Regions from separate parts of the Homo sapiens genome. Here region 1 is linked to region 2. A link is an interaction called in ENCODE POLR2A ChIA-PET data of the cell type or tissue named here. Cell type or tissue: PC-9. All regions are shown on one strand. Each heading gives the region's core, and the rest is flanking DNA. Links, peaks and the distances in the headings are about the cores only. Region 1 overlaps LINC00973 (long intergenic non-protein coding RNA 973). Region 2 has its middle 29 kb from the start of CPOX.

Region 1 (5,385 bases), core at 223-5,222, 410 kb after region 2:
AGACTCATCTTTAATTTTTCCTGCTCTCACCCTGAAGTTAGCCATTTCTCTGAGGAGCACTGGTTCCTTTTAGTGAAGAATTGTTTTTAGAAATCAAGATCTGGCACCAGTATGCTCTCTGGTTTTGAAGTGTTATTGTATCCAGAGTCTGTCAATGGATAGAGCTAGGTAATATATGTAGGCAAGTGTTTTTTATACATACATACATTCACCAGTACATTAACTATCTATTTTTTCTTGAGGTACAAAATTTTTTTTTTGAGGTACAAAAAGAACTACCTCAAAATTTAGTGCTTAAAACAATGGACATTAATTACTTCGCAGTTTTATCCAGAATTCAGAGGGCATGGTTCTGGCTCCATGACTCTCGTAAAATTTCAGTCAAGATGTGGCCTAAGGCTTGTCTGAGGCTGGGGGATCCACGTTCAAGGTGGCTCACTCACATGTCCGAAGAGTTAGGGCTGGTTATTGGCTAGAGGCCTCATTTCCTCATGTCATTGACCTCTCCATAGAGCTGCTTGAGTATCTCATAAAATGGTGTCTGGTTTCCCCCAGAAGGATAGCCAGGAAGAAGCCAGAATGTCTTTTATGGCCTGGTCTCAAAGTCTCACTTTGTAATTTTCACAGTATACTATTGCTTACACAGGTTGACACTGTTTAGTATGGGAGGTGTCTACACAGAAGTCTGAATACCTTCCGAGGCAAGAAAAACTGGGGACCATTTTAGAGACAGGCTACCACAATATTTATATTTATTTCTTTATCTCTATTTTGATATCATTCTATCTATGCACTTATCTATCAATTGATAAAAACTATGAGTTCATATCAATACCTTGAAATCCAATCCAACACCACAGGATTCATTCCAGTTTTTGCTTTTTTCATGAGAATGAGAAAGCTGGTTCCCATTATGCTCATATACAAGTTGAGTATCTCTTATTCAAAATGCCTGGGACCAGAAGTGTTTCAGATTTCAGATTTTTTTGGATTGTGAAATATTTGCATTATACTTACTAGGTGAGCATCTGAAGTCTGAAAATTCAAAATCTGAAATCCTCTAATGAGCATTTCTTTTGAGCATCATGTTGACACTAAAAACTTCAGAATTTTGGAGCATTTTAGATTTCTTACTTTTGGATTTGGGGTGCTCAACCTGTATTCTTACTTATTTATTTATTTTTTTGAGAAGGAGTCTCGCTCTGTCGCCCAGGCTGGAGTGCAGTGGCACGATCTCGGCTCACTGCAAGCTCCGCCTCCTGGGTTCACACCATTCTCCTGCCTCAGCCTCCCGAGTAGCTGGGACTGCAGGCGCCCGCCACCATGCCCGGCTGATTTTTTGTATTTTTAGTAGAGACGGCGATTCACCGTGTTAGCCAGGATGGTTTCGATCTCCTGACCTCGTGATCCGCCCACCTCAACCTCTCAAAGTGCTGGGATTACAGGCGTGAGCCACCGCACCCGGCCTCAACCTGTGTTCTTAATCTCCTGGTCCTATGCTCAGCTACTGCTACCCCTTCATGGGGACTCTTACCCAGTGGTAGGCCACTGTAGTCTCACTTCTCTCCTACCCCATATGGACTAGTAGCTCACTAAGACCCCACCTAATGGTTTTTGAATTGAGTTATTCAGGAAGGAAGCTAAGTAGGTATGACTGTTTTTTGTTTCGAATTATGGCAATGGGAAGGTTTTATTATACTTAGATTTGGACTAGAGAAACCTCTACCTTTAGTCTAAACTGAAAAATGCTCCTCACATCTATCCAGAGGTCTGAGAACTCTGTCACATTTTCTGTGTAGATGGGTCAGGCACTTACTCCCTTTGTGAACAGTTGCTTATTTAACCTGTCAAGGATATTTTACGTAGGCTACATCTACATCTTCTCACTGCCATTTCCTCCTTTCCCTTCCCTTCATTTTCCTCTCATTTCTTTCCTCTTCACTTCCTACAGCATTCATACACTCCCATTTTTTTAGCTGCCTTTGCATAAAACTTATTACTGAGACTTATTAGCACACTCAAAGACATTGCTTGTTTTCACAGTAGCACCCAAGTTATTAATTGTATGGTGATAAAAAATCAAATCTCCGCCAGGCATGGTGGCTCAGGCCTGTAATCCCAGCACTTTGGGAGGCTAAGGCGGGCAGATCATGAGGTCAGGAGTTCGAGACCAGTCTGGCCAATATGGTGAAACCCTGTCTCTACTAAAAATACAAAAATTAGCCAGGTGTGGTGGTGTGCATCTGTAGTCCCAGCTACTGGGGAGGCTGAGGCAGAAGAATAGCTTGAACCTGGGTGGGACAGAGGTTGCAGTGAGCCGAGATCACGCCAGTGCACTCTAGCCTGGGTGACAGAGTGAGACTCCGTCTCAAAAATAAATAAATAAATAAATAATAATAAAAAATAAATAAAAATCAAATCTCCATTGATGCTTCATTTTAAAAAAGAATACATTAGAATGACCTTTCACATTTTAGCCCTTTATTGCAAATAAAAGTGCTTTGAGAACATGGCAATAGAATTTTTGAAAATGTCACCATTATTTTTAAGTCTCTGTTGAAGAACTTACTAGTGATCTAAGGACTTCGATTTCAGAATAAGAAATTTGAAGAAGTGAGGCAAGATTTCCAACACTAAAAATGATTATCCTAACAATATACCTTCTCTAAATTACATGCCAATGAATCATACAGACTATTATTCTTACTTTGATCCTTTCATCTCCCCAGGAAGTTAGGGTGATTTACTAGATGACACATTTCCTAATGGTTATGAGACAGAGGTTCTTGACATATCAGAGAAGCATAATCATTGATGAGCATGATGTTTAGTCATAATGTCCTCTAACATAAAGAAAGATAATGGGCCTTTTTTTCCAAGATGTGAACTTGGAGATTGGGCTTGGTTGAATCACCCACATAATTGAATGAGGTTTGGGGACTTTGTATATGAGGTTTTTTCCTCTATTCATAGAAATATCAGTTTGTTATACCCTGTCTGTGGAATGATGTATGGCAGGGGTTACAACACACACATGTCAGAGTCAGCGGACTGACACCTCTGAGCTAAAAAATTCTTACATCTCACTTGAGAATAAGATGTAGAGGAAGTCAGTAGAAGGACAGCCCACAGAGTGGGCTCAGCCTACTGAGCATGGGGGAATTCACGTTCAGTAGGTAGCCAGGGAAATAAGGGCAAATTAATACTAAGTACATCTCATGGTCCCTGAGGTTAACGTTACACAAAGCTAATATGTAATGTCAGTTTTGTGCTGTGAAGAATTCACCATGGCTTATAAAATGGCCTACATTTTTTGAGTAAGGCAAATGCCAAATTTTATCTAAAGTAATTCTTTAGAAAAATCATTTCAGCAAATTAGGAAAAGGATGAAGTAAGCAACCATAAAAGATAAACACTTTAAAATGTGATGAGTGGCACTTTATAGGAGCACAGAAAAATTCCGATAACATAGCATGACAAAATTAACCACAGAATAGAATATCGGGAGTTTCCAGATATCACTTTTATTTGGGCTTCTGATTAAGTATATGTACTAAGATTTTTAAGAAATTAAATTAAAAGTGGCTTTTGATCATGGTTCCTTCTGATTTTAAGAAGATAAAAAGCAGCAGTTCTCCAATATGAATTTTGACATAAATTTTCTTCATCTAGTTACCCTAATTTTAGTTTTTCTGGATGCATTATTAAATGTGTTTTGAAGGGCAATGTAAAGAAAACACAAAAGGACCGAATGAGCTATGATCTCACTCTGGGGGAGGGAAGGATTGGAAGGGAATATAAATCCCAGAGGTTCTTTCCCAGGAGTCATCATGGAAATATTAAACACACACACACACACACACACACACAGAGAGAGAGAGAGAGGGAGGTTGGTTTCACTGCACTTTCAACAAGTCCGTCATTCTCTGTTTCCTTGAGTATGTGTTCATTATCTCACTTTTCTTTATAAGAGAACTAAAAGGAACAAAGTTAATGTAATTTCCAAATAAGATCTGCAAATGGTTAACAAAACAAAAATTTTAAAAATACATATTAAAACTGCTCTGTTTATGAAAAGAATCTTTTCTTAACAGGAAAGAAAACTATAATACATAGTTTAGCAGAAGGAAAATTCCATAGGAACAAAATTATTAGCGTTTTTTAACCTTGGAATGACAGTTTGTCATTATCTTTCAAAGTATGAAAACGAAGTTTTCTATTTCCCAGTAAAATTTTTTTTTGTGGCACAAAAATATTATTCGTCATTATAGCAAAGATTTATTGTCTTGTCTCTAGCCTTTGTTACTCCATCTTCTCATAACAGCACCTTCATTTTCCTTAAGATATAATCTTTCACAGTTTATGTGGTATGGCTGGGGTGGACTCTCCTTCCCCCTTGTCTGTGTGACCCGAGCTTGACCAATCAACACATCCAGTTCACTGGTCACAGTGATTGGTTCAGGGATTATCATGTGACCCAATTTAGGCCAATGAGAATTCTTCTGAAACTTAGTTGTACATGTGGGTAATAAGTTTTTCACTGCCATTTTTAGCTGTAGGATGATGAAGGAGGCCTGCAGGTACTGGGAACCACCACGCAGGCAGAACCAGGCTGAAAATAGAGGTAGCAAAGAAGGAAGTGCTGTTAAGGGGAACAAAAAGACTGAGTGCCAAGGGCCATATTTAATTTCTTTCACAGAACAGTTTTTTTTTTTTTTTTTAAGGATTAGGTTGACTTTTTTTTTTTTTTGAGATGGAGTCTCGCTCTGTCGCCCAGGCTGGAGTGCAGTGGCTAGATCTCAGCTCACTGCAAGCTCCGCCTCCTGGGTTCACACCATTCTCCTGCCTCAGCCTCCCGAGTAGCTGGGACTACAGGCGCCCGCCACCACGCCCGGCTAATTTTTTGTATTTTTAGTAGAGATGGGGTTTCACCGTGTTAGCCAGGATGGTCTCGATCTTCTGACCTCGTGATCCACCTGTCTTGGCCTCCCAAAGTTCTGGGATTACAGGCGTGAGCCACCGCGCCCGGCCTAGGTTGACTTTTTTACAAAATAATTAGCAGTTGGCAAATATGGGCTACATGTAATGTCAATATTGATTGTAAAGCAATAAGTAGTCAATTCATACTGAAGTTTTAAACTTTTTTGCCTTAACCTATGTGGATTTTTACAATTTAATTAACTAAAACATTTTAATACTTATTATGGACTAGTCACCATTTTAAACACTTTAGCAAAAGCAGCCCACTTAATCCTCAAAATAATCCCTTGGTATAGAAATTACTGACATCTTTATTTTACCATGGAGAAAGATGAGGCTCAGAGAGGTTATGTAACTTGCCCAAGATCTGGTCAAGAACTGGTTAATTAATAAGAACAGAAATGT
Region 2 (5,385 bases), core at 98-5,097:
TTAAATGTTATAGAGCTTTTAATATATATTTAATATGTAATATAAAATTATAAGGTGTTTATTAAAAAGAAGGAAGCAGCCTAAATGTGTTGCTATGGAAAAATGCCCAAAATACACTAAAGTATATAAAGCACATATTTATATATTTATTATAAGACTCCTTCAATATTTTTATAAAAATAGACATTTATGCATAGTTATATGCATAAGAGTGAGAAATTTCCTCAAAGATGTATAAGGATCTATCAGTGGGTGGTGAAACCTGGGGGTGAGATAGTGGTAGGGATATGTAACTTTTTATTTTATGCCGTATACTTATACTAGTAATGTTTGAAAAAAAACTTACAATGAAAATGTATTACATTTATAATATTTAAAACTAGCAAAATTATGCTCCACAGAGCTCTACAGGACACATAGCCAAAGGGGAATATCATTTGAGCCAAGCTCAGACAGACTTCTCCCTGACTATCTCCTGCTCAGAGGAGCTGAGTATGTAGGCAGGAGAAACATACGTTGGTTTTCTGAATAGAGAACTGAGAGCTACCCAATCTCTAGTCTTCAGCCTTTGCAAAGCTGGATTAACAAGATGGTAATTATCCCAAAAGTAGAATTCTATTGTGGCATATTTCTCCCTATTCTGAAGCCATAGGGTCCATCAGAGAATCAGGAAGCTGAGAATCTGCAGGGATGGCAGGGTATGCAGTCGGCAGCAGTTACACAGGATCACACCACAGTGGAAAACCTCTCAGCACCTTGGTGTTAGCAAAACTCAGCTCCAGTGGATTTCCAAAGCATCCACTACTATTACAGCAAGGCCAGGGCATCTGAACACCTGTCTTAGAAGATTTTCAGGAACTGTAGCGGCTGGGAGTTGAGTGAGCACTCTTGGTGGATTACCTTGAAGTGATGGAGACCCAGGTCAGCCTGTGCTCAGTTGATTACAAGGCCAAGTTGGGGGTTTGAACCCTCAAAAGAAATCCTCCACTGAGTTGAGGAAAAGGATAGCTGAGAATTGTCTGCAGCGAGAAACCACAAGACCTCTGAGTCACAGAGCTTTAAAGGAAGCCTTCTAATAGCTGGTATCAAAATGCAAATAATATAAGAATTATACAGATGCAGTTAACATTTATTGAAGACTTATTTTTCATCTACTAATTATACTCATTTTGTAGATGAAAAAGATGAGAATTGGAGAAGTTAGGCAATCTTCCCAAGGATATTACACATCCTTTAAATTTTTCAGTTTTAACAAATGATTCAAAAATGTCTTTTTAAAAAAATGAAATTTTGATCAAACATTTTAAGAACTTCTGAAACATTTCTGCACAAGACAATTTAAAAACCACTGCTTTGCTATTTAACCACTGGAACCAGTAGGTGGAATTTACGGAAAGGTAGATTTCTGTTCAATATAAAATATAAGTTTATTCATAACTAAATTATCCAATTATAAAATGAAATTTTCTGAGGGGTAGTTAAGTTCTCCATCACTGGAAATGTTCAAGCAGAATCACTATTATTACCTCTTAGGTATATTAGAAGTGTGAGCAGCATACAATTGGATTTCCTTCCAAAACTAAGATCTGATGTTCTCTGAAAAGAGGCTTCACTTTTCTTTCTTTCTTTCCTTCTTTTTCTTTCTTTCTTTCCCTCCTTCTTTTCTTTCTTTCTTTTTTTTTTTCTTGAGGTGGAGTCTCGCTCTGTCGCCCAGGCTGGAGTGCAGTGGCACAATCTTTGCTCACTGCAACTTCTGCCTCCCAGGTTCAAGTGATTCTCTTGCCTCAGCCTCCTGAGTAGCTGGGACAGGCATGTGCCACCAAGCGCAGCTAATTTTTGTATTTTTAGCAGAGATGGGGTTTCACCATGTTGGCCAGCCTGGTCTCAAACTCCTGACCTCAGATGATCCATCTGCCTCGGCCTCCCAAAGTGCTGGGATTACAGGTGTGAGCCACCGTGCCTGGCATTCACTTTGTTATCTCTCAGGTTAAATTGAGTCAAAACTTCTGATTACAGAAGGCTGAACTAAGTATATTTCCTGAAATTTTGGAGTTTTAATAGTAATAGTAAACATGTATAAAGCACTTACTATGTGCTTGGCACTGTTTTAATTGCTTTACATTTGTTAACATAGGTCATCTTTTCTACTGTCCTATTGAGGTATGTATTATTTATACAGAATTACATTGAATTCTAACCTCAAAATCTAGCTACCAAGTCCATGTTCTTCAGCAGTTTGTGATATTTATGCTACATATAGTGATACAGTTGCAAGTATATGACCCTACAAGTGGATAAGAGTTTAGCTAAAACACTGCAAATAAATGAATAAACAGATGCAGGAAGTGGTTTGTTGCATAATAGGGAGTTTCTATCCATGTTTCTATAGTTGTGTCACCAAACCACAGGTTGGTACTTTGAAAAAAATCAGTGCTATAAAAGCTTTCGTATCATTAACATTCCTTAATTCTGAACTCAGTAAAAGCTTAATCAAAGATGGTATTAGGAGAATACAAGTTCTCTAGCATTTTTTATTTGTTTGTTTCCATAACTATAGGATTTGTTTTCAAAGAGTAACAACCATAAGACATTTACAGTTCCTTTCTTGAATGCAAATAATGGTTAGGGGCTGGAGGCACCTAAACTGTGAGACAAGGTATTGATTCCTATTGAGCTTTCATAATTCTGGGTGAGAGTGATGTCAGAGGCCAGACTATTTTTTTTTTTTTTTTTTTTTTTTTTTTGTGGCAGGGTCCCTCTCTGTCGCCCGGGCTGGAGTGCAGTTGTGTGATCTCAGCTCACTGCAACCTCCACCTCCCAGGCTCAAGTGATTCTCGTGCCTCAGCCTCCCAAGTAGCTGGGATTACAGGCACATGCCACCACACCTGGCTAACTTTTGTATTTTTAGCAGAGACTAAACAGGGTTTCACCATGTTGGCCAGGCTGGTCTCAAACTCCTGGTCGCAAGTGATCTGCCTGCCTTGGCCTCCCAAAGTGTTGGGATTGCAGGTGTGAGCCACGGCACCCAGCCCAGACTACCTTTTGCTCAGCACTTGGCTCTGTGGGGGTGAGCAAAAACTTCAACCCTCCACACCTCAATTTTCTCAGGCATGCAATGAGAATAACTTCCTCGGGGTTATTTCAGATATTGACTAAGTTAACTTAAGTAATGTTAGAACACTGTCTGGCACCCTCAGTGTTGGGTATTAGCACTAGCTGGTGTGAAGAGAGATGGAGCATATAAATGTAAATTTAAGTTTACAAAGAGATAAATAATTTGACTGTTATGTGAGAGTCAGGTGAGAGTTACAGATACCAAATATACCTGGGTTTAAAGAGAGGTGTGACTGTTATGGGTGGCAGTGTTGTGGCCCACAGGGGCAGACTCTCAGGGTGAGGATACTTGAGCAGGGCCAGGAAATGAATTATTTTGTTCACCTTTGATGTGGCCCACATTCAAATGCTTCACAAGTACAACGTTCTCAGCTAAGCTAAGGTGGTCTTCGATACGCACTTGACCACAACGGAAAAAAAAAAAAAAAAACAAAGAATGAAAAAGTTAAACAACAGGTGGGAAGTCAATGCTGAATAAAAAATTAAGATACGCAAAAGTTAACATGTTATTTCCTTCCTAAATAAAACACATGTGCATACAAAAATACATGTATAATATTCTGATATATTTATAAATACCTATCCTTGAATTGTTTTTCACTTTTCCAGCCAAATTCCCTCATCAAATTACTGAATTTTCCTAGCTTAAAAATTATTATTTTTGATTTTGACTAGAGAAAGTGAAAGGCAATTTACTGCCACATCTATCTATATTACATAAACATACATGCTCATATATACTTTCCACTGGGAAGGGAAGAATCATGATATGAAAATGACTAAACTCTTTCTCTCTGACTGATCTAGTCTCCTCTTCTTCCTACCTTTAAAGTGCTGAACAGTCATTTGCCCAGCTTTCTATGTATCAAATATCTGATTGTTTGTTTTAATGTCTTCAGTGCGGCTTTAACTGATTTCCTGAATACCTAATGTCCACATAACACTTAAAAGCTTGTAAAACTCTTTCCCATATGTTATTTTATTGACTTCCCACAGTAATTTTTGGAGGTACACATTACTCATTCTCTTTTACAGAGGAGTTAAGAGTAGAGTCTGTGTGACGTCCCCTAAATCACACAGCTATGACCGGTCTGAAATATGGGCTCAGGTTGTATGGGAATACTACCAAAGATTTCAGAAATGATCATTATGCATTCACGGGTCCTCTGGTGCCTGGTTATAAAGTAAAAGGGTGAACAATTCAGATTTATATTTGAATCTCTGTCTATAAAGTTTTTTTGTGTTACAGCCACTTGTCTTACTTTTATTTCATTTTTGTTTTTTTTTTTTTTCTTCTATCTGAAAGAAAGCTAGAGAGTTATTTCCCCTCACAAGCTTCAAAAACCTGCCAGGCAGAGACTGATTCCCACAACCCCTCTCTGTGGTCTGGGCTTCAGGGAACAAGAAGTAGAGTGGCGGACCACATTCTTCCTCTAGTAGCAGAGACACACTGGACCACTGGGTCCTGGGAAACTTTTCCCAGGGACTGTCTTTATTGCTCCACTCTCACGACAATAACACACACTCAAACAAGCACTCACGTAACCCTGTATACAGCTGCATCAGCACCCAGAAAACGTGGCCTAATGTAGCAAAGGTAATTCCTACCGTAAAGTCCTTTAGCAGAAATGGTTCACGATGGGCCTGTAACAATGTAAGGAGTTTTTACAAAGAGCCAGGGGTAGGGCACAGGGAGAGGGTGGGGAAGGGCCATTAGGGGAGATGTAAGCGGGACACTCAAGATGGACCAGGAACTTATTTGAAAGCGGTAGTTAACAACCAGAAGGGAGAAGAATTTCACCCAACCCAGGAAATAGGAACCCGTGGCCTAACGACCCCTTGGGAATCCTGTGTCTTTAGCGGAAGGCGTGAGAAAAAAGGAGTAAAGTGAAGTATAACTGAAGCTTCAGGAATTAGAGAAAATGGAAAGGGTGCATGTAGGAAGGAAAAGAAAGACAAGGTGGAGGTTAAAGGCAAGTTGCAGGTTTTAGTGGCATGGTGATTAATTTTATGTCAACATGGTGGGGCCATAGTGCCCAGATATGTGGTCAAACGTTATTCTGGATGTTTCTGTAAGAGTGTTTTGGGTGAGACTAACATTTAAATAAGTGGACTTTGAGGAAAGCAGTTTGCCCTTTATAAAGTGGGTGGGCCTCATCCAGTCAGTGGATGTTCTAAATAGAACAAAAGACTGACCTTCCTGAGCAAGAGAGAATTCTGGCAGCAGGCATGAACTGCAGATTTGGGACTTGCCAGTCTCTATATTCACCA

Evidence for each region. ChIA-PET counts read pairs that join two places held together with the same protein. Peaks named below come from ENCODE experiments on the same cell type or tissue, not always from the same donor. Only the 100,000 strongest peaks of a DNase experiment are listed, where the experiment ranks them.
Region 1: POLR2A ChIA-PET joins it to region 2 with 17 read pairs; 2 of 35 experiments call an interaction of 5 or more read pairs at or near these places.

Annotation. Positions count from the first base shown.
Region 1 is chr3:98,968,530-98,973,914 of GRCh38, forward strand. All of the region lies in intron 1 of LINC00973 (long intergenic non-protein coding RNA 973), which reads left to right. Among named protein-coding and RNA genes, the nearest start is that of LINC00973, 57 kb to the left of the region's middle. In PC-9, for the core only: no CTCF peak of the experiment used is centred there; a DNase peak (open chromatin) is centred at 2,762; H3K4me3 peaks cover 257 bases; H3K27ac peaks cover 3,317 bases.
Region 2 is chr3:98,561,424-98,566,808 of GRCh38, forward strand. No RefSeq gene overlaps it. Among named protein-coding and RNA genes, the nearest start is that of CPOX, 29 kb to the right of the region's middle. RefSeq lists an enhancer at 849-898 and a silencer at 1,953-2,012. In PC-9, for the core only: no CTCF peak of the experiment used is centred there; DNase peaks (open chromatin) are centred at 2,408 and 4,078; H3K4me3 peaks cover 294 bases; H3K27ac peaks cover 1,499 bases.